Linked DNA regions of Homo sapiens: all the other regions are linked to region 2. Evidence: chromatin contacts called from ENCODE Hi-C or POLR2A ChIA-PET data. All regions are on one chromosome and are shown on one strand. Each heading gives the region's core, a stretch centred on a gene start or an enhancer-like site at or near the end of the contact. The rest is flanking DNA. Distances are from core to core; before and after follow the strand shown. Region 1 holds the start of RNASE6 (ribonuclease A family member 6). Region 2 has its middle 39 kb from the start of GZMB. Region 3 holds the start of TMEM253 (transmembrane protein 253). Region 4 has its middle 14 kb from the start of RNASE10.

Region 1 (2,700 bases), core at 145-2,644, 3.9 Mb after region 2:
TCCAGGGGAATATATAAAGTCATGAGCAGAGTTTGAAGAAATGCTCCAAAGTCCCAAACGCTGTCCTTTCTTGTGGGCAAGGAAGTGGGGCCCCAGGGAGGCCTCAAAAGTTTTCTAGGGACTTAAAGTCAAAACAGTGTTCCTCTGAGTACCGGTCAACAATGCTTTGAAAGCGGATCTCAAACACACACTCATTAGAATGCAGCAGGAAGTGGTTTTATTGCTGTGAACACAGGGCAATAAAGCTTGGCAAAAGTTGCAGGGTTAGAAATCTGAATCTTTCTTTGCTGTCTTCCCTATTCCCTTCTCTCGAAAAGTACAGAACTACAAAGCAGAAAATAATCTTATTTCTTTTTGTCTCAACTCTGGTCTGGCATCCTAGGCACTCGAATTCTCCAAACACCTTTCTTCTTTCTTCTACGGGAACAAGAAAATCAACAAAAGAAAAGAAAACATGGATGCAATTGTAACAGAAGCTATGTCAAATGAAAGGAAATGCAGTGGATGCCTTAGAGAATACTATCTAAGTGTACAGGAACCAACTTGTAGGGGGGATCGCTCTTCTGAGGGGGGTCACAGGCAACAATGAAGAATTTGTACTGGGCAGCAGCACTATAGCGGCACTGGGGATACTTTCCTGAAGTGAGTCTGCAGTCAGTCATGTTGACAGGCTTTGAGCTCTGGTGGCAGTTGTGCCGACGATTTTTGCAGACAATGCTGAGCAAATCACAGACAGCAGCCACATTCTGGAAAGAGTCATGCAGAAAGGTATTTTGATGCTTACAGTGCTGGGTATAATTGTTGATGCCACTCATTGCCCTGTTGCATTGGAGAGGACTTGGCTGTATATGCTGAATTTCAAACCAGTGAGCCTTGGTGAGACGCTTAGGCCAAGCATGAAGTGGACACACTGGTCCCCATAGAACCAGCAGCAGTAAAAGAAGAGGAAAGCATAGCACCATCTTTTCTGTGTAGAAAGAGAGAAGATAGTTATAGTAGGAGAAGCAATAAGAGCAAAATTTTTAATCATAACTATTTAGATTTTTATTTTGCCTTTTAAGATTTTACAGCTCCCTTTAAAATCTTCTTTCTCACATAGTCTCACAATTCTATGAAGAACCTGAAGCCCAGGAAACAGAAATATGACCTCTCCTTTGATTGGCATATCCCATTTTCTTTCACAAGTACTCATGCATTTGATGGCTGTCATATCAGAAAGTTTCTTCCCTCTTCCCTCCTGAAATATTTACCCTCTATCTGACCACTACCTCCCAGCCGTCTTTACTGCTCTACTCGCTCCAGCCCTGAGGCTTTCTTTCTTACCTGGTCTCAGTGTTGGGGCTCCTGCTGAGAACAGAGGCTGTGATTAGTCCAAAGCTCAGAAGCTGTTGTCTGCCTTTCTTCTCTAACCCTTCGAGCCCTGTGTGTATAGGGAAGGGGAAGAAATATTCTGAGCTTTCAGAAGGAGAATCCTAGGGTTTGGCAGATTAACTTCTTGTGCAGAGTCTGGATTAAACTCTTAGACTTTCACACCTGTTCTTTAAAACAGTATCATTATCACATGTATACAGGAAGGCTAAACCAACTTAAAGAAACAACATGACTGAAAACTCACAGTTTTGAGGAACTGATCACTTCCTGATATGGAATGAGTGCTTCCTGCCTCATCTGAGGCTTCAGTGTTTTTTTTTGAAGCTTTATGATTCCTGTTTCTTAAGAGAAAATATGTCACATAAATATGATATAATGCCTGCCACATACTTGGTAATGTTGTAAGTTCCTACAACAGAAGTGAATACATTATTCATTTATGCATATACTTATTGGGCCAGGTACTAGGCTACACAAATTCAGGAGCTCATGAGTTTTTTTTTTTTTTTTTTTTGAGACGGAGTCTTGCTCTGTCGCCCAGGCTGGAGTGCAGTGGTGCGATCTTTGCTCACTGCAAGCTCCACCTCCTGGGTTCATGCCATTCTCCTGCCTCAGCCTCCCGAGTAGCTGGGACTACAGGTGCCTGCCATCACGCCCAGCTAATTTTTTTGTATTTTTAGTAGAGACGGGGTTTCACTGTGTTAGCCAGGATGGTCTCTATCTCCTGACCTCGTGATCTGCCAGGAGCTCATGATTTAATGAAAGAGATTAGAGACAGGCAGGTAAGTATATAGACAAGTAGATTATATTAATATAAATAGCACTTACAGTGTGATGGAGGACACTGCAGGAGGCTACGGGAAGATAGTAGAGGGGAAGGATTGTTGGAGGGCACAACACCTGAACTGAATTTTGAGGAATAATTAGAAGTTAGGTGAAGAGAGTGTTAAGCGCCTCCCAAAGACAGAATTGTGTATGAAAAGACCTGTAAGCCTGAAGAAGAAGGCCGAATTTAGGATATTTGCCTCTTGAATCTGTTCTTACCTTTTCACTGGTACTGCAACACCCTTATTCAGAAACTCATTGTCTTATGGAGGGCTCACATAAAAGCCTCCCACATGGACTCCTTGCCTTGTTTTTTTCTCCTTCCAATCCATTCTACATATTACTTCCAGATTAGTCTTTTTTTGAACAAGATATAATAGTACAACACTCTTGCCCCATGCTTTTATGGCTCCAAATGTCTGCAGAATAAACATAATGTCTGTTTATAGCAAGGTTGCAGGATACAAGGTTAATATACAAAAGTCAGTTGCTTTCTTATATACC
Region 2 (2,700 bases), core at 103-2,602:
AAAAGGTAAACAAAAGTCTGAGATCATTTCTATTTTATTGTTATTTTATTTTTTCTTTTGCTTTTTGGGTGAGGCATCAACCCTCTTTCTTCTTCCTTGTTCCTGATACAAATCTGACTTGATGCCTGGAGTAGCTGCAACCATCTTGTGGCAAGGAAGCAATAAGCATAAGGGGGAATATCAACATATACATACAGAAGTCCAAGACACTGATGAGAAACATTACACAGTCACTTCAGCAGCCCTGGACTGCTCATCTCCAGACTGGTTGTCATATAAGAAACAGAAACCGTTACTGTTTGCACTGCTATGTCAGGTTTCTCTCACTTGAATCAAAAATATTGCTGAATGTTACAGATGGGAACACACAAAGTTTTAAAAATGGTAATTCTCCCCAGATTAATTAATAAATTCAAGTAGACAAGTGTAATCTGGATATGGCTGAAAAACCTTGTTGCTCTTTGCAGAGTTGTGTGAAATAGCAAACAGGAAGCTGCTACATCCGGTTCTGGGCACTCTTAGGCTTTTGCTGGGACCAACCCAGACACCTAGAGATTTTGTGCTTTACTTACAGCATGTACCTGCTTCTTCCATGGGGCCACTCCATAAGCTCCTTTTGCACAAGGACAGCCCATCCTCAGCAATGACCTCAGCCCCCGACCACCCCTCTTTCCATTCCCCCACCCACAGTCATATTTTATTTTGACATGGAGCAGGATGTCGAGGGAGTTTTCTTAGAACTGATTCTATTTCAGGGGCAAACATTCACTCTCAGTGAGCTTAGGGTGGGGAGCAGGAGAAATGGGGGCGGAGAGGAAAATTAGTTTTCCTCACCCACCTCAAAATGAGAAAAGAGGCTGAGTTTGCTAAGAAATAACCTAGGGGTTCTGGTCGCCCCTGAGGGGCTTCTGATAAATGATTCAGAGGATACCCTTTCCCTCACCCACTCCTGTAATCACACACCCCACATGGACATGAGCAATCCTTTCCAGCACACACCGCCCTCTACAACTTCTTAGGTGGGCACTTCCCTTGTAGCTCTGGTCCATGAGTGACCTGAATTTTTCTGCCTTTTGTCTCCATTCCTAATGTAGAATTTTGGGATTCCAGGTACACTACTCACATCCTCACCTTTTCCCTCCTTCCACATAATTCCTGAAAGTCCCTCAAAGGAGATGCATCGCAAGTTCTCACACGCAAGTCCTTGGCCAGTCCCCGGAACTAGGTTTTCCTTTCTTCGACATTGACTCATCCTTCTTCCTGCTGAGACTGATACAGCCCGCAAAGCTACATCAAAGCACTTCAGCACTATCTGTGGTGACACCACTGAGCCATCATCTTCTCTAATGTTCTTTGAAAGGGCACCGGCCATCAAGACCCAAAAAGATGCTGCGTTTTCTTTGAAGTTCTTTAAAGCATCCAAACCTCAATGTGTCACATCCCTAAATGGTGGCTACACCTCTTTTGACATTTCAACACCAAAGCAACTCTATTTGTGCCTTGGTGTCTCTCAGAAATTTTTAGTGCAAAGAATGCTTTCATTTTGCATGGCCTCTCTTTCATGAGCTGTGCTGGGACAGAAAGCTGTGCTGTCTCATTCTGCTCTCTCTCCTCCCATTATTCCTTCTTTTTGACCCAAGGCTGATGCCCCCACTTTGAAATTTTCAACAAAAGGGAGTATTTTAGTCCCTCTCTTAGTTTCTAGAGAAATAAGCGACTGCTGGCTGGGCCCCAGGTGTATAAGCTCTTTTGGCTTCCAGGTTCAAGCACACGGAATTTGAATCTCACTTCCTCACACACTGAGCTGCTTCCCCTTTCCACTTCTCCTGTGAAACCCTAAGTCCTCTCAATCACATTTCAGGGCCTGATGTGGCTTTTTGAGAGGCTTTCTCCAGCATCTGCATCTCAATCCCCATTCAATGATGAGAAGAGCACTCACCAAGCCCCATCACTGTAACATACCACACAGTTTGGGTATAAGCAACAAATGCTCAGTCATGGATGACAGCAAAGTTGTAGGAATAAGGATTTTTTCAGCAGATGAATAAAATAATGAAAAATACCAATAATCTAAATGACCCCAAATAAGTAACTGGTTGAATAAATAGTGCTGTATCCACACAATGAAAAATTCAGCAATAGTTGAAATTAGTAGTGTGGAAGTAATCTCAAAGAGCCCAAGATGGCCCATATTAGAATCGCTCAGAAGCCTGTAAAAAATACAGATTTCTGGATGTGGATCCCAATGACGGAGTCAGAAGCACTGGGAGTAGACTTGGAATCTTTATTTTAATAGGTAACTCCAGTGATAATGCAAATCAAAGTTTAAAAATTTACAACCATGGCAGCATAGTTAATTATGAGGTAAAATGATCATGATATATTGTTAGATGAAAATAGTATGTTATGAAAAAAGAATGTATAATATAATCTCATTTTTAAAAAGTAGTGTGACTAGAGAGATGATATATAGGTATATAGGTAAAGACTGAAAAAATAATGCCAAAATACTAACCATGGTTAGTGGTGTGTTTATAGAAGATTTTTATTTTACTCTTTTTACTTTTTTACGTGTTGAGTCCAATTTGTAAATTTCCAAAATAAACATTTAGTTTATGTGTGTTTAAAGAAAACAATAAAAGTTGTTTTGTTTTGCTTTTTAAAAAAGGATAAGAGGTAAATGACATGGGACTTTTAAAT
Region 3 (2,700 bases), core at 1-2,500, 3.6 Mb after region 2:
GCTTCTGCTTCTCAGCCTCCAAACAGGGCCATAAGCCCTCTTAACTTTTTTGCTTTCCTCCTCAGTGATTGAGGCCAGTCAGTGGTGACAGCTGAGAGAATGAGTCAACACTTAGCCACTTACTTCCTAGGCTGAGGGTTGTAGGTGTCTGTTTTAGGGAGTGGGAGGACAGTGCTGCGTTTTCTTCCCTCTCACCTTCCAAAGGCGGGGTGCTCTGCGAAGCTCCAGAGTGACAGTCCCAGTGAGGAGACCCTGAATGGTGAGAAGGGCAAGTGTTGAGCTCTGGTCCCGTTAGGAAGGGGCCCTGGGACCTTCCACCCTCCCTTGTGGTGGGTCTTACTGAGGCTCCAGGCCCAAGAGGCAGCGCTGTGGCCATGTGACAATCAGAGTTCAGGCAGGCGACTGAGACAGCAAGGGGCACCACAACCACTGCCAGCCATAGCTGGCTCACCTGGGGGTAAGGGTAGGGTAATTGGGGAGGAACTGTCAGGGATTCCCTCCCTTCTCGTAACTCCTACCTCTTTAGAGATCAGGAAATGGGATTGAATGCAGGGTGGAGGAAAGCAGTCAACCCAGAGCAAGGACGTGATCATTAAAAATTAAGTATCATTTAATTTTTTCTGCCTCATATTGTAGTTTAGTTACTTACCTGTATGTTTTCCCCCACAAGATGGAAGCTACTTGGGAGATTAAGGGTCTTGCCTTGTTTATTTCTATGTTTTCCTCTACCCTCCTCCCATTCAGAACCTAGCTCAGTTTCTGGCACATGGTAGGTGCTCACTTAACATGGATGGATGGATGGATGGAATTGAATTGGGTAGAAGTGGACATGCTGAGACCTGGGATGGGGTAGCCTGGCCTCACCGCTAGCACCAAGAGGTGCCCACTCTGCCTGTGCCTTGCCCAGTGTTGTAGCTTTTCCAGACGAAGGCTGTGTCTCTCCTGCTCTTGCTCACCAGCTCTATCTTCCATGGCTCCTTTGCCCACAAGAATTAGGTGCTTCCTAGGCTGGGAAAAATGCGTTATAGGTTCTGTCTATTAGGAGACAGGACATGCAACAACGTATCTTTCAGCTACACCTCTGCCCACTCCCAATATCCAGGGATTTGAGGTCCAGGTCCTCACACCTACCTAGTCTGAAGCAGCTACTCCAAAGGGATGGGACCCAGCTGGGTCCTAGGTCTCCTAAGGGGCTTGATAGCTCAGAGCAGACGACAAACTTGTCCTGGCAGAGGAAGGCTGTCAGGGATGGGGTGTGGTGGGGCAAAGGTTTCTATGAAGGCCTAAGGATCTAGGGAGTGGCCCTGGGTAGATACCGGCCTCAGTTCACTCCACAAGATGTCTAGCCCGACCTCACTCTGTTCCCATTTCTCATTACCCTCATTTCTGCCCATCCTGGGTTCCTTTTCTGGTTTCACTTACCTCATCCCCATGGACACTATCACTCTGGACCTCAATTCCCCCTCATTTCCATATGATCTTACTCCTTTCTTTGGCTTCCTCCTCAAATTATGTGCCCTTCCCTAGAGATCCTACTTTCTGTCTGGATTGGTCCCCTGTCATTACTACTTGCAGCTTTGCCCCCAGACCAGGTAAGGTTGAATTCCAGGGGCTTTCTTGCCTCTCACTTTCTGGACAGTCTCCCTTCCTTCTTTCTTGAAGGTTTTACTCTGAACTGAACACTGACTCAATGGATGGGGGGGACCCTGTTTATGGTGGGGATTGTTTTTGATTCAATGATAACCTGCAACTGGACATTATCTATCTATCTATCTATCTATCTCATGGTCCTCAAATAGTGAGTCTTGGGAAGGATGCTATTGCAACAATTAATATTTTTGAGAGAGAAGGTGCCTCATAGCCAGACAGACCTGAGCTGGAATCTTAGCTCTGCTGCTTCTCCATCTGTGTGATCTTGGATACATTATTATTATTATTATTATTATATTATTGAGACAGGGGCTCACTGTCACCCAGGCTGGAGTGCAGTGGCATGATCATGGCTCACTGTAGCCAACACCTTCTGGGCACAAATAATCATCCTGCCTCAGTCTCCCAAGTAGCTGGGATCACAGGCACATGCCACCATGCCTGGCTAATTTTTAAATTTTTTGTAGAGACAGGGTCGTCTCACAATGTTGCCTAAGCTGGTCTCAAACTCCTGGGCTCAAGCCATCCTCCCTGCTTGGCCTCCCAAACTGCTGGGATTACAGGTGTGGGCCACTGTGTCTGTCCTGATAGATATGTTTTTCTACCTATTCGCACCTCAGTTTATTCACTGATAAAAGGGGGCTAACAATATGACTGTGAAGAGTTGTTGATTCAGGGTGGGTGTTTAATAACTATTAGTGGTGCTGATGAGGTCACACCGATAAGTCTGATGCCCATACACTAAAAGTGTTATTCAGAAGGAAGCTGGGGACACATTTCTACAGTCGGAAGCAGAACCAGCTGGGCCCAAATATACTCTATAGATCAAAACAAATCCCAGATCTACCTAGGTGCCCTTGGCAAGTTGCTTAATCTCTCTGTTCCCTTATCTATAAAAGGAAGTTAATAATACCAGTCTCAAGGGGTTGCTTTCAGCATGGAAGAGAGCTTAGCCCAGTACCTGGTACACAAGTGCTCAATGTTAGTGGCTATGATCATCATCACTATTATTATTTCTTGTTGTTGACGATAAGAGGAGACTGCGCCAGA
Region 4 (2,700 bases), core at 89-2,588, 4.2 Mb after region 2:
TGAGATGGAGTCTCACTCTTGTCGCCCAGGCTGGAGTGCAGTGGCGTGATCTCGGCTCACTGCAACCACCACCTCCCGAGTTCAAGCTTCTCCTGCCTCAGCCTCCCAAGTAGCTGGGATTACAGGCACCCGCCACCACACCTGGCTAATTTTTGTATTTTTAGTAGACATGGGGTTTCACCATTTTGGCCAGGGTCATCTTGAACTCCTGACCTCAGGTGATCTGCCTGCCTCAGCCTCCCAAAGTGCTGGGATTACAGGCATGAACCACTGTGTCCAGCGCATTTTTCAGTTTCATGCGAGTTACTCACACCAACCAATCCCCAGTTAAAACTATGAACAAGATCTACATTGAAAAATATGTGCAGTGAAAATAAACCTGCCCCATACATTCTCTCCCTGACTCAAGTGGGAGACCAAACCTCAAAGAGATGATTGCTTGGTGAGCATCAGTGGTCAGCAGCGTCACAGTTCCTTCGGGCCAGGATAAGCTTGGGAAAATGTTTCTGACTTGAAATTAAGAAGTGAGCTAGTGTGTTACTCCTGGACAATGATGGTTTAGTAGAAAGCAATTCTCAAAATTTAGAATTTCCCTTTCCAATTTCCAAACTCTCCTATCTCCTTCTTAAAATACATTAGCATGTTTGTTGATTTGTATTCTTTTATACTCCACCTCATTCCAAGATAGGATTAAAGTCAGCTTGCAAAACTGTCTGCAATAAATAATCACACAAATCAAATTTAGGTGAGAGAAAAGAGGCAGGATACAACTTGATTGATTATGCCATCACTGTATCGAGGCTAAAATCATTATGCTTCCTGAAGCCAGCATTTTGGTCCCCAGAGCTGAAGTGTGTGAGTCCTTAGCCCTAGGTGATAGATTAGAAGTTTGGATGGTTTAATTCTACAAATGGTGACTACTATTTACCAAATGCTGATTTGACCTGATGTAATTCTCAGGTGGTACTAATAATTTCAAGTGTTGAAGAAATTTTGCCATATAATATTTATACCTATGAATCACCACTTTATTTTCCCATTTGTACTAATAAAAATAAATAAATAAATGAAACTTACCAGAAAAGGTTTTTAGTAAGAATGAGATGACCACAATGGTTTGAATAGTTCAAACAAACTTAGTTTTAGTTAGCATGTTGTAGCTTTATTCGGAGTAAATGTGTGGTTTCCAGTAAGATGCCTGACATGTTAAAATTAGCTCACAGACTTTTTGACGCGTAGAAATAATCTTGAAAGGACAGCCAACAACCATAACGAGAAACAAAACAGAAACCACCTAAGTCAAGAAGGTAGACACAAATGCCCCTCAATTTGCAAATAGATATCTCCCCTGCACCAAGAATCACCCCATGGGAGGAGCAACTAAGTTAAAATTTCAGGATGAAAGGGTTTGCTTTCTCTTCATGAAACTGTGTCTAGTACTCTGGTCAGGTAATGATGATGATCAAGGTAATATTAGTGATCCAAGGAGCAGAGGCTTTTTCCATGCCAAGCCCATATACCCTGATAGGGCCACCAGGTGGACAAGCCAGTCCATCTGCACGATGCTCCTAAAGGGCGGGTCACAGAGCCAAAGAAAGGAATGACTCGCCAGAAGAAACTCTGCCTTTTCTGAACTTTTTTTTTTTTTTTTGAGACAGAGTCTCACTCTGTTGCCAGGATGGAGGGCAGTGGCGCGATCTCGGCTCACTGCAACCTCTGCCTCTTGGGTTCAAGCCATTCTTCCATTCTTCTGCCTCAACCTCCTTAGTAGCTGGGACTACAGGCATGTGCCACCATGCCCTGCTAATTTTTTTGTATTTTAGTGGAGACAGGGTTTCGCCATGTCAGCCAGGATGGTCTCGATCTCCTGACCTCATGATCCCCCCGCCTTGGCCGCCCAAAGCGCTGGGATTACAGACGTGAGCCACCATGCCTGGCCAGCACTATTTTGAGTTCACAGACTAAGTTCACTTGGGATGGCAGATACTGGCTGATATGGTTTGGTCGTGGTAGTGAATAAGTCTCACGAGATCTGATGGTTTTATCAGGGGTTTCCACTTTTGCATCTTCCTCATTCCCTCTTGCCTCCTCCAAGTAAGAAGTGCCTTTCACCCTCTGCCATGATTGTGAGACCTCCCCAGCCATGTGGAACTGTAAGTCAAATTAAACCACCTTTTCTTCCCAGTCTCTGATATGTCTTTATCAGCAACATGAAAACGGACTAATACACTGGCACAGAAGTTAGCACAGAAGAGTTGTCCGTTAAGGTTTGGTGAAAGAGACAGGAAAGGAGAGGAAAGGGAAGGAAGGAAATAGGGAAGAAGGGAGGGAGGGAGCCCTGAGCAATGCGTGGAGGTCAGCAGTTAAGATTAGCTCAGCAGGAAGGAAGCGTCCTGGGCTTCCGTGAGAGGTGACCTCTGACAGGCTTCCAGGTTCCTGTGCTCTTTGAGAGAGTCTTTCTTATCCCCTCACCCAGTATACAGGTACTTTGGCCTGGCCTGGCTGGCCAGATATGCAGTCGAGGTTTTACCTTCAAAGATGACAGCTAGAGAAATAAGAAAAGGGAAAGCATTCAGAATCCATTATAAGACGTACTGATAAGTAACACACATGCAGATCTTATGAATTAATGTGGATCTTCATAGGTAAGATCTTCATAATGGCAATGCTATTATGTAAGAGAATGTCCTTATTCTTAGA

The links. A loop is a pair of places that touch in the nucleus more often than their neighbours do. ChIA-PET counts read pairs that join two places held with the same protein, here RNA polymerase II (POLR2A). Pooled maps may share reads with other maps.
Region 1: a loop to region 2 is called in a map with no recorded cell type, with 12 times the contacts of the local background. The contact joins the promoter of RNASE6 here to the enhancer-like site in region 2. A Hi-C loop is called at or near these places in 2 of 37 single-sample maps with no recorded cell type and 6 of 50 pooled maps.
Region 3: a map with no recorded cell type shows a loop between it and region 2 (6-fold over the local background). The contact joins the promoter of TMEM253 here to the enhancer-like site in region 2. A Hi-C loop is called at or near these places in 2 of 37 single-sample maps with no recorded cell type and 5 of 50 pooled maps.
Region 4: a pooled map shows a loop between it and region 2 (6-fold over the local background). The contact joins two enhancer-like sites. A Hi-C loop is called at or near these places in 1 of 37 single-sample maps with no recorded cell type and 3 of 50 pooled maps. POLR2A ChIA-PET finds 5 or more read pairs at or near these places in 1 of 52 experiments (GM10248).

Annotation. Positions count from the first base shown.
Region 1 is chr14:20,779,962-20,782,661 of GRCh38, reverse strand. It overlaps RNASE6 (ribonuclease A family member 6), which reads right to left and starts at 1,394. Exons shown (of 2, transcript NM_005615.5): 1 at 1,324-1,394; 2 at 195-967. The coding sequence starts at 962. The coding sequence ends at 510. The region is part of intron 1 of LOC107984671 (a long non-coding RNA gene); the gene reads left to right. RefSeq lists an enhancer at 250-319.
Region 2 is chr14:24,672,328-24,675,027 of GRCh38, reverse strand. No RefSeq gene overlaps it. Among named protein-coding and RNA genes, the nearest start is that of GZMB, 39 kb to the right of the region's middle. RefSeq lists enhancers at 188-237, 1,558-1,607, 499-1,698, 1,938-1,987. Within about 2 kb of position 1,352, at least 9 of the 41 ENCODE cell types and tissues checked have a DNase peak (open chromatin) inside an H3K27ac peak, as active enhancers do.
Region 3 is chr14:21,099,616-21,102,315 of GRCh38, reverse strand. TMEM253 (transmembrane protein 253) reads right to left here and starts at 1,250. Exons shown (of 7, transcript NM_001395467.1): 1 at 1,132-1,250; 2 at 865-1,008; 3 at 341-451; 4 at 196-252. The coding sequence starts at 972. It also overlaps a transcript of ZNF219 not described here.
Region 4 is chr14:20,490,394-20,493,093 of GRCh38, reverse strand. No RefSeq gene overlaps it. Among named protein-coding and RNA genes, the nearest start is that of RNASE10, 14 kb to the left of the region's middle. RefSeq lists an enhancer at 1,324-1,423. Within about 2 kb of position 1,338, at least 2 of the 41 ENCODE cell types and tissues checked have a DNase peak (open chromatin) inside an H3K27ac peak, as active enhancers do.